Linked DNA regions of Homo sapiens: region 1 is linked to region 2. A link is a contact called in ENCODE Hi-C or POLR2A ChIA-PET data. All regions are on one chromosome and are shown on one strand. The core of a region is the stretch at or near the end of the contact, and the rest is flanking DNA. Distances in the headings are between cores, read along the strand shown. Region 1 overlaps LINC01179 (long intergenic non-protein coding RNA 1179). Region 2 holds the start of LINC01179 (long intergenic non-protein coding RNA 1179).

What was found. A loop is a pair of places that touch in the nucleus more often than their neighbours do. ChIA-PET counts read pairs that join two places held with the same protein, here RNA polymerase II (POLR2A). Pooled maps may share reads with other maps.
Region 1: a map of MCF 10A shows a loop between it and region 2 (5-fold over the local background). The contact joins the enhancer-like site here to the promoter of LINC01179 in region 2. A Hi-C loop is called at or near these places in 1 of 168 maps with a recorded cell type or tissue (MCF 10A) and 1 of 50 pooled maps. POLR2A ChIA-PET finds 5 or more read pairs at or near these places in 3 of 52 experiments (MCF 10A, WTC11 and activated naive CD4-positive, alpha-beta T cell).

Annotation. Positions count from the first base shown.
Region 1 is chr4:165,736,798-165,742,531 of GRCh38, forward strand. The region is part of intron 4 of LINC01179 (long intergenic non-protein coding RNA 1179); the gene reads left to right. LOC101928131 (a long non-coding RNA gene) reads right to left here. Exons shown (of 4, transcript NR_121677.1): 2 at 1,534-1,898. Among named protein-coding and RNA genes, the nearest start is that of LINC01179, 55 kb to the left of the region's middle. Within about 2 kb of position 1,899, at least 2 of the 41 ENCODE cell types and tissues checked have a DNase peak (open chromatin) inside an H3K27ac peak, as active enhancers do.
Region 2 is chr4:165,682,960-165,688,805 of GRCh38, forward strand. LINC01179 (long intergenic non-protein coding RNA 1179) reads left to right here and starts at 1,680. Exons shown (of 6, transcript NR_121676.1): 1 at 1,680-1,794; 2 at 2,825-2,907.

The DNA of each region.
Region 1 (5,734 bases), core at 649-3,148, 54 kb after region 2:
TTGGCTTCACTCTCATGAGTATGCCAAACTCCTTTCATATCAGGAGCTTTCTCTACCCTTCTGTGTCTGGGATGCACTTTCTCCTGATCTTCACACGGCTGGTGGTGTCACTTCCTTTATGTCTCTGCCCAGATGTCACTTCCTCAGAGGGGTCTTTCTAGACACTATATCTAAAATACCCTATGTCATCTACAACCTAACTGATTAGTTGGCTTTATTTTTTTCATTGTACACGTAACAATTTCTAATGAGATTGTTATTTTATTATTAAAATGTGATTTAGGTATTAAATATTATTTAGGTATTACTGTGAGAATCCCTCATTTAGTGTAAGCTACATGTTTATCTTTATATCTCTAGCACCAAGAATAATGCCTGCCATGTGCTAATTCCTCAGTAATTATTTATTGAATTAATGAATGATGCATATATAATGTTTATTAAAGATTAACCAATGAGTGCCTTCAGTGAATTTGTTGCCATCATTTGCAGTGGATTTTGTTGCTTTTCCTTTTAAAGAATAAGCCCAAACTACAGACCACTCTTAAGAATATTATGAATGAAAAATCTGTATATCTATCATATTTTTTAAAACTATGGTTATTACATGACTAGGGTATATAGTATATTACCCTGAAAAAAATTCCACTCTCCAGCTTACTTTGGTAAGAGTATTTAATTTGCCTGAGCCAGATTTTAGTTACAAACTTCCAAATGAGTCATTGTTTCTTTGGGAACATTTATCCTACCTGTTTCCACCACTTCCTCTGGGGAGGTTAATCTAAATTCTGATAATACCAAGAAAGGCAGAACTTAAGTTTTGTTCTTATTATTAACAAGTTTAAATGACTACTTTTGAACTTTTCCTTTTATTTGAAACACATAATTGTGACTTTCTAAATTGAAGTCAGCCATTAATATATAATTCAGAGCCTACTGGATGACTTTTCTTTGTGGATACTGACGTCATTGTTCTCTTTCTCAATGGTACAAACAAAAACACTTCAGAAAGTAAACCCTTGTCTATTGTTACAGTAAGGTGCATAAGTATTCAAGCCTAATTTTTCAAGGTAACCTTTTAGGTAATTACAGACACTGTCCTGCCATTTTATGGAGGGGAACTTATTGATTTATATTTTTTTAAAAAACAAAAGGATTTGATGAAATGTTCAGTTAGCCAACCTGACAACTCTTTTATTTTTGTTTTGTAAGAGTCAAGCTTGACTTCTTACAAAATTACAATTTAGATGTTAAATGACATCTCTTAGGAACATTCAGAAATAGAGATAATTAGAAAAATAAATTTGGAAATTAGCTTGCAGGGCCCTTGGTTAGGGATCTTTGGGCATAGTGAGCCATCTCTTTAAAGAAAAATGAGGTACTATCTTTAAGAGAACTGAAGTTACCTGGACCAAATCACAGCATGGCTTATCTGCTTCCTCCCTCCCTCAAAGGTAAAATCCTCTCTGAGACACAGAAGTATCTGGTTAAATTTTATCTCAAGATAGCCTACTTGGGACAACATGCATTTACCTGCTGTGGTAGACAGAATAATGCTTCCTGGAAGATGTCCATGTCCTTCTTCCTAGAACCTGTGAATATGTTAACTTATATGGCAACAGGCATTCTGCAGATGTGATTAACAACCTTAAGATGGAGAAGCTATCCTGGGTTATCCAAGCAGGCCCAATGTAATCACAAGGGTCCTGGTAGGAGGTCAGAAGAGTCAGTGATGTGACAATAGACACAGGTCAGAGTTATGTGGCCATGAGCCAAGGAGTGTCGGCTGCCTCTAGAAGCTGGAAAAGGCAAGGAACAGACTCTCTCTTGAAGCTTCCAGAAGAAACTGGCTGTGCAAATACTCCATAGGACTCATTTTGGCCTTCTTATCTCCAGAGCTGGTAAGAGAATGAATTTGTTGTTAAAGCCACAAGGATTGTGATGATTCATTACAACAGCAATAGAAAATGAATACACCTACATTACCTTGACCACAATTTTGGGTGAAGACACTAGTTAAATATTTGCCTGAAGCTCACTCTGTACATTTGGGCATAAGAAAAGCTCTTCAGACTGTGGTTTTGAGGCAAAGTGACACAAGGGAGTACAGATCCTCTTCAGCATGTAAGTTTAGTTTAAGCTTAAGCATACTTTACATCTTAAATTTTTTAATGTATCTACTCAAATCTAGTCTAAATCTAGTGTAGTAACTCTGAGCAGAAGGCATAATTCTAATGAAAGCATAGAAAAAATCTCAAGGATTATATGTGTAGTTTGAGTAAGGCATGGCTTCGTTTCAAATGAAATGAAATCAGATCATGAGATTTAAGATTGAGAAACGCTGACTTAGAGGCACTGAGACTTGTCTACGTTTCCTGGGAAATTCTTCTTATACTTTATTTTTCCTCTTCACTATCATTATGACAGTTTCCTATTGTATTACATTTATTTAGTTCCTTAACTACACCATTGATTCCTCTGTGATTAGGATCATGCCTTAATCATTTATGTGATTCACACTTAGCACAGGGATAATGATTTAGTTTATGCTCAATATGTGTTTAATAAATTTGAATTCTCATTCTGGGATTTTAGGATCTTTTGCTGAATATCTATAATTTTAAGATCCTTTGCCAAATATTGTAGAATTTTTACCATGCAGATGCCAATGAAAGCATTTGGTACTGCTGATCAATAAATAATTGTTTGGCTCTATTAAAAACTACACACTTGTATCCTGTGTCCGATTTTTATCTCCCAATTATTTGATAAATCTTCATTGATTGTTTTATTTAAAAATTATTTTTTCTAGAATGTTAATGACAGAGCCTTTAGAAATAAGTTACATAAGATTAATGTTTTATTTTGTTGGTTGACCTCTCAGGGCTTTTTTCCATTTTGGCCTTCAGAAGTCAACAAATTAAATTATGAAACTATTTCTTCCCTTATTCTTTCACATCTTTGCTCCCTATTTTTTTCTTTTGCCTCATCCAAGTGAGGATTCTCCCGCCTGGATTTTAACTGTCTTGATTTGTAGCTGGCTCTTTTCTATAATGTACTTATGTCTTATTTTATCTGTAAACTATTATGTTAATCTGAACCCTAGAATCTTTTAAGCGACGTAATCACTTACAATGTTACCAATATCTCCTTCAGAAAATATTATTTTGATCTGAGAGTTTCAATCTAATTCATCGTGGAATTGTAAATTTCTCTGAACTACTAACTTTAGCTACCACCACTCCTATCCCTCAATGTCCCTGTTCAGAAAGAACAGGGGCCAGAAAGAGTTCTCTTTTTTTTTTGAGACAGAGTCTCGCTCTGTCGCCTAGGCTGCAGTGCAGTGGCACGATCTTGGCTCACTGCAAGCTCTGCCAAGCAAGTTCATGCCATTCTCCTGCATCAGCCTCCCGAGTAGCTGGGACTACAGGCGCCCACCACCACGCCCAGCTATTTTTTTTATTTTTGGTAGAGACGGGGTTTCACCGTGTTAGCCAAAATGGTCTCCATCTCCTGACCTCGTGATCCGCCCACCTTGGCCTCCCAAAGTGCTGGGATTACAGGCGTGAGCCACCGCGCCCAGCCCAGAAAGAGTTCTTAATTTCTTCCCTATATATATCTAAAATAAAAACCAAAAGCTTCACTGGTAAAGGTTACTACCCCATTGGATTTTTTATTCAAGTGGTCATAATTTTAAAAAATTAAATTTTGTGCACTTTGTAGACTAAGTTTTGTCTGAAAGTAGGTAACTTTGAGGTAGAGCAAACCAATGCCTCAAAAAGGGATTTCCTTTATTACCAGCTAAGGAGTATTTTTGAATATCGATCACAGCTAATAATTTCTGAGAATGCATTTACTTTTTAGAATATTAACAATTTTGATCATACAGAATTATTTTTTTTTGCACTGAGAAAGAGAAATCTCTATTCTTCCTATAGTGAAAGTGCATGGCACATAACAGTGCAATAATTTTATCACTTTCACTCATAAAATAATTGCAGAGTGGGAAAAGGCATCCTACCAAAGGAAAAAAAAAGTAAGGAGAAAACCTATGTTAAATAATGAAATATCTAACTGTAGAAATGTTTTTAAAAGTAACATTGTTCCTTTAAATTTAATGCTGACCACAATGCTTTGTAATTTTCCTTACGAAAACTGGATTTTCCCAGCATGACACCCAGTGCTGGCATCAATATCAGACGCTTAAAAATACTCATGCCAAGGAGTTAACAGGAAATATCTTGGCAAATTCAGAGTCCAAAGGAAAGCACAAAATTGTCAGAACGCATATCGTGTTTCTCAGAATTATCTGTATCATGTTGGAAGTTTTTATACGGAAGTGTGTGTTGACACAAATGATTAAGGCCAGGATTCCTACAATTGACAGGAAAATGACCTATAAATAATGACCTCTGATGGACTTGTCATGCAGTCATTAAGTGAAATATTCTAGTACCAGTTTCCTCTCTTTGGTATCCCAGTTTCCGGCTTCTGTGAAGTACTTTTCCTTTGCGAAGATCACTCATTTTACCTGAGACCATCAGATTTTCTCTGGGCTTTATGAAATGATAATTTCATTTACTGTCTTAGCAGATAGCAATATCAATTGAGTTTCACAGCCTTTTTGGGGCACAATTTTGGTTACACGAAAATTTTTTCTGAAGAACCTCTTATTTCTATTGTTATCTAAAATGCAAAGTAAACTGCTTGAAATATTGAAAGTTTAGGATTTTTTCAAGTTTAAGATAAAAGTTAATTTTTAAAGTCATTAAGCAACTAGTTTGCCTATTATTTTATATAATGTATTGTCGATTTTTCATTAAATTTATACATTTCAATATAATTCCTTGGGAAATGGTATTCAGAAACTTGCAAATGAGATATTATATTTCAATTATCTCACCATATATGTATATCATAAATGAAATGTAAATTTCTAGAAAACTAATTTTATTAACCAAACTGAGGACAGTGAATGAAATCACAGTTCACTTTTAATTTTCATAGGGCCCATTCAGGTTTTCTTCTCTTTAGTCATTTCTCCTTCTAACCCCAAAACACCCTATGAACCAGTGGTCTATTTTTTTTCCTTCTTCTTTCCCTTTTTCCCTTCCTTCCTTCATGTCTGTGGGTAAGAGATTGCAGAGGAAAAGTAATAAGTGATAAGCCCTGTCTTCTAAACCCACAAGCAAGATGCATGGATTTAAGCACTTAAAGGAAAAGAAAAATAAAGAATTTGAAACTATGTCACAATATCACCATATTATATTACATCAGTAAATAACATCATTGAAGCAAACATATAATTGAGCCTGAGAAACACTTACAGGAATCAAAAGCTGAGGGCTGCACCACCAAAGAGAGAATCAGTACCCTATAAATTCTACATTTCATGACTTATGTTGCTCATTCTAAATGCTAATCTTGGGATAACATTTTTTTAGGAGCACTTTTTTTAAAATTTAATTTTAATTTTAATTCATTTATTTTTTGAGGCAGAATTTCGCTCTTGTCCCCCAGGCTGGAGTGCAGTGGCACGATCTCAGCTAACTGCAACCTCCGCATCCAGGGTTCAAACAATTCTCCTGCCTCAGCCTCCTGAGTAGCTGGGATTACAGACATGTGCCACCATGCCCAGCTAATTTTTTTATATTTTTACTAGACGGGGTTTCACCATGTTCGTCAGGCTGGTTTCAAAGTCCTGACCTCAGGTGATCCTCTGGTCTAGGCCTCC
Region 2 (5,846 bases), core at 430-2,929:
AGGCTACACAAGGCTCTGTGAGTTTCTGAGATCCAACTTCTTTTATTTCTTTGCTCAACAAATACTTGTTAATCATGTTATGATGTAACGGTCACTGTGCAGGGTTTTAAAGATTCGGAGAAAAAGTAGAGAAATGTGGCCCTGCTCTCATGAAGCTTCAGTCTAAAGAGGAGAGCAGATATTAAACAAATAATTACACAATTAAGACTGAATATGTTAGCACGTGGAGAAGTAGAGCGTGAAAAAGGCAATCCCTACATTCAGTTTCACAACCTTTCTACGTAATGGTGAGAGTGAGTTCCTCATGTACATTATCTGAGATTGTAATTTTTTTTTAAAGGAAGTTACCAACCCCATCAGTGTTTTACACTTATGGTAACTATATACATCATCATTCAAACCAGTTCACTGGTGTTAATCATTATGCCAGATAATGGCACAAAACAGGACCAAAACTCACTCTTTTTAAAGGGGCAATGAGGAGAGGACTCAAAGCAAATAAAATAATGACAGAGACAACGATACATTTGTTCAGGAAGTAAACAGTATTTTTCCTATGATGAGGTAAATAAATCAAGGAGGAAAGGAAAGAACTATTTAGAGAAGTCCAGTAGAATGTAATTAAGACTAATAGCATGAACCTAAACAGAGGAAAAATTGAGCTAAGTAAAGTACCAGCAACAATTTTCTAACAGCTAAGACAGATTATAAAAATCCTCTCAAGGGAAGGCACTTCAGCTAATGTGAACTGAAATATTAAAAATTAAAATGGAGAACATCCATGATACATATACTAGAAGAACTACGCCTTCACCATTAAAAGATAATTGAACAAAGACATTTTTTCTAGCTCTAATTCTTAATATTCTTGAAAACTTTCAAAGTTTTCATTTTTTTTTTCTTAAGGCAAAAAGCCCTTCTTTGTGACTGTAGTATCTAATCTCACTTGAGGTACTTAAAATCCCAAGACCAAACATTGGCACAGCTCAGATCATATCCTGGTTTTAATCTGTTCACTTAGTTTCTGTCTTAAAAACAACAACAACAACAACAACAACAAAGTCCATGGCTGAAAGGTCCAAGAGTTCTTTCCTAAAAGTTTCATTTACAAAAGACGCAATTTAAATGAACGTCTTCATTGGGCACCACAGAGGGCCAATCCAAGATACCCTATCTCCAAGTGTCTACTTTAAAAAGGCAAGGGAAACTGGCTCTGTCTGGGATAGGAAAGTGGGCAAGGCAGAATTCTAGTTTCTATAAATATTATATGATTCTTTTAATTTGGAAAGAATCAAAATTCATTTGGCCTAAAATATTTGGATACGTGTCTCAATTACTCTGTTAGTGTAAGCCCGACCTCCTCTCTGCTAGCAGAAAGAATTGGCAGACAAAATACATGCTGGTGACTCAGTGTGAGGTGTTCTCTCCTCCTTGGGGGGACGAAGCGGGAGCAGAGAACACTGAAGCCAGAGGCACTGACTTAAAATGGAGCATCTGATCCTTAAAGATCCCCTGGTATTTGTTGTCAGAGATGTCAGCTGGATTTCAGTTCAGATAATTACATTTTGCTTGTCTAATGCCCCTAGCAATTTCCAGTGGGATCTTCATTTCCCATCAGAAATTGCTCTGCATGTGATGCTGTGCTTCATTAAACAACTGCCGTGTGCTAGCTCACAGGTGGTGTTTGTTTCAGTGGTCACTGAAGTAATCTCTCCGCAGGCCCATGCCAGCCATACTGCCCAGACTTGAATTCTCTCCAGAGAAGTTTCTCATCCAAGATCCCCAGTAAAGAAAGTAAGTCAATCTTTAAGAAAGGGGAGTTTAGAAATGAATGACTACAGAGCGGGTTTCAAGAGGGTGTGTTTTAAGAGGCTGAATTTCGACATGTCTCTTCAATATGTACTCCAGTGGACCAATTTAATCTGGGCTGTCTAAGTTTTCTCCTTTTTACAGGGATCTTAGGATCGATTAGTCCTGATAGAAAAAGTGAAATGATGGTAAGGTCTATGGCAATTAACTTTCATTTCAAGGATTTGGGAGAACTTGGATAATTAAACTGTCAGGGAATCCTTACACATGTTTTCTTTGTTTTACATTTTCTCAAAATAGCCTCAGCTAAAACATTTAATTTGATGGGAATTAAGGTGGAGAATCCAGATACAAACTACCCCAAGAAAGCACTGTACTGAACCAAAGGCTGATAGCACACCTCAGGACTCTTTTATTGTTCTTGTAAATGCGTTTTAACTATAAAGTTTTCCATGGGCGTGTCATAATCCAACCACAGAAAAATTTATAATTAAAAAAATAAAAATTACTTTCATATTCTTTAACACAAGTAGGATGAGTTCTTTATAGGGGATATAGAGTGAGAAACCCCACTGTTGTGATGGACACAATATATTGTTCAACTACGTTAAAATGCCAATTTTTTATAAATTAAAATTACAGAGAAGATATTAGTTGTGATTGTCAAAAAGATGGAACATTACAATTTTGTGATTTCACCTATTTTTAGAAATATAATAAATATAGTAAAGAGGGAAAAATCTGGTAAATTATGGAGTTTATTTCTGTACTGGTTCATACAGATGTATTATCCTGTCATGATTTTAATAATAGTACTGTGGTGTATATGGAAGACAAGCCTGTAATCATTGGTAATTTGTGTTGTCTTGTTGTAATATGAATATTGACAATTAAAGTAAGTTCATATTATATTGAATATTTAAAATATCAAATGATTATATATATTTTTATTGAATACACCAGTACATCAGTTGTTTTTACACAGGAGAAATCCTTCTTTCTTCTCATTTGCCAGGGACTACTGAAGGAAAAAGGAAAGAAAATAGAGCTTCTTTCATCTTTATTCTGGGGTTTTCTGCAATTTTTTTAAAGAGAAAGGTAATGCATGTATTCAACTACATGTCTAGCTAAAAATACACTCTAATATAAAGTTTTAGAAGAGAAAAAAGAAACATACATTATTTATCTGTTTTATGAACTGAAAGAAAAAAATCAGAAAATAGTAGCAGTAACATGTTCTCTTATCAGCTACCCAAATCCCCACCACCGATCTCTATTTTTATGCTTTCCAGACAACTTTAGAAGAAAAGTTAAAGTCGGTATTTCCAACTTGTTGCTGATATGATGAAGCTCTTTAGTGAAAAACCAAAATCCTACTGTCTGAGAAAAGCATCACATCAGCAATGTCATAGGTCAGTCTCTCGGAATAAGTTATCACTTTGACACTTGTGATTTAACCACCATGCGAGTTATCTGACACAATTTTTCACCATAGGGTGATGTCTTTTCTGGAATATCTTTCACATTTCTAAACTCTTATCATCCAGTTTTGCTTATTCTTTAGTACATTTATCTCCTTTTAGTGCTAGAGAACCGTTAAGATGGCTTATATGGATACAGAAAATAAGACAAGATTAAATGAAAACCAAATTACATGAATAAAGAAAATGGGCTCACAGAATGAGAATAGGAACAAAATCATGAAGTTAGGAATATGCTGCTAGGTAAATGCTTAAGGGTTCTTCCCTGCTGAAAGGGGGTCATGAATTTCATTTACACTTTTAGTAAGCAATATAAGGGTAAAAGGAATCATTTGCTCAGGAGAAGCCCAATAATTCTTGGTACTGAAACTGACAGTGGCCTCTCCCAGGAGTCCTCATCGAGGGGAAACTGCGATTTAATGAGTAATATCCTTGTAGCAGCCTTACATTTTATGGAGAGAGTGTGGTCCAGTTTAGGAGCTACCTAGTTAGGCCTACATTTGAACAGGCTCTGTACTTTCATCACTGGCTATGTGACCTCAGGAAATTAACTTATGAAGTCCCAGGTTGAGCATTTGTAAAGTGTGTCCACCTCATATGAGGTGAGGATTAAATGAGACAAGGCACATGAAATGCCCAGCAAAACCACTGGTACCTGGTGAGTGCTCGATAAATGTTAGCTTTTACTAATCTGTGGTTACTTGGGGAGTGCAAAGGCACTTCAGTGTTAGCTCAAATAACTATGCATACAGAAGTAATTTGATGTGAAAACAAATAATATGAAGCATTGCGAAGTCTTGAATGTATATATTTGAGCTTACCCACGTGTGTGCACACATACAGAATGTTGATTTTTGTCTATTCCTTGGCCCTCTATTATATATATAGTAACTTTAACCTAGGCATCTAGTGTATGTTGAAGAAAGTTTAGCATTTATGTTTTACCAACTCCCAGGTTGGGTATAAGAACAAAAATTTGCAAAATAGGTGCCTTTTTCAAGTGCTGAGAATGGACTTGAGTTCCTAGAGTCAGCAAAGATGTGGATTAGGAGATAATTCAGACCAGCTAAGTAGACAATAAATGAATCCTATTATTGTTTTTTTTCCCCTTTCTACAAATCATTTCCTCATTTTAAGTAAAGAAGGAAATAGAAGGCTGAGAACTTTGGCTGGACATGGTTTTTTCAAAGCATTTCTCACAAGTGAGAAAAGGAACCGGGGTTGCCAGCTTCTGTAGGAAGAACTCAGTATCCACCACACAGAGATGAAAGAGGCACATTTTCCTAAGTATTTTTCTGTGATTGGAGTTTCAAAGAGTGATGAATTTGAAAGGTCAGCAGTTGATGCTTGTTTTTTAGTGTAGTTCTGGCTGGGAAATGGTATGATCAGAGAATGGAACTCTGACAAGTGAATTCTAAGTCTTCCACAGAAAGAACTTCAATAGTAGCAAAAAATTTGGGCAGACGAGATGGTAGATCCACTAATTTTACTGAACAATCAATTTGGTATGCCAAAATCTGCCGATCCGTTTTTGGTTTTAAGTCCTGAAACAGTATAACATGAGAAATTTTGTTAATATTTGTTTTGTTTTGTTTTCTTAGAGCATGAAGTAGCATAAAGATTATTCTGTATATTTCTCTTCTCTTTATCTTGCCTATGCCAGAAGTTTTACTGGACATGTTATTTACTTTAGGCATTTCCTTTAGGCCTTCTTTGCACAGTTTTAATAGTTTTTTGCTTTAAGAGGCTCCTATCCTGATTTCCTTCCTTTTGTATAAAGAGGAGAACATGATACCGTGAAAAAACCACTGTCTTATGTTAGGGGACCTTAGGTTCTTATTCTAGCTGTGCCTCTAGCTGCTGGTATGATATTGTTCTCTTCAAATAACTTGTCTTTGATTGTTTCACATTTCTGCTTCTAGACCAACTTAGTGGTTATGCTTCTTAAAGTTTCTTTTTTTCAAATCGGCAGAAACATTTTTTGAAGTAAAAATTTTCCTCAGAAGCCCAATATGTAAATTAGATGAAAGCCAAATCCCCTTGTTGAAATGAGATGTCTTACTGTTCTGAGAGCTTCTCCATCCCTAAGCTCTGGCAATAACCTAGGGCAATAACCCCCTAGGGCAGTTTCTCAAAGCATAGTCCATGGAACACTTGTGGCCCCCGATGATCTATGGGTGGTTCATAGGTGTTTTAGTCATTTTAGACTGAAATGTTTTCTCACATACATTTCTTAAATTTGAAGTATAAGAACAATAATGATTTTTTGCAGAAATGTCTTTATGTTCTGAATAATTATGTTTTCAAGGATTGTATATGTGCTACAAGCTCTTATTAATTTGTCTAAATAATTTATGTTTACATATTTCTGTATTATTGTTTTTGCTTACTGGTAATCCTATTTTTGTTGTTGCTGTGATCATAGTGCTGTATATATTCCAAATTCGCAACGTGGATCAAGGACTCAAAATACAGTTCACCAAAACATTAAAATAATAGTAAAATATTAGTACAAATGCTAAATACAAAATAGTTTTTTAAGTACTAAGAATAAAG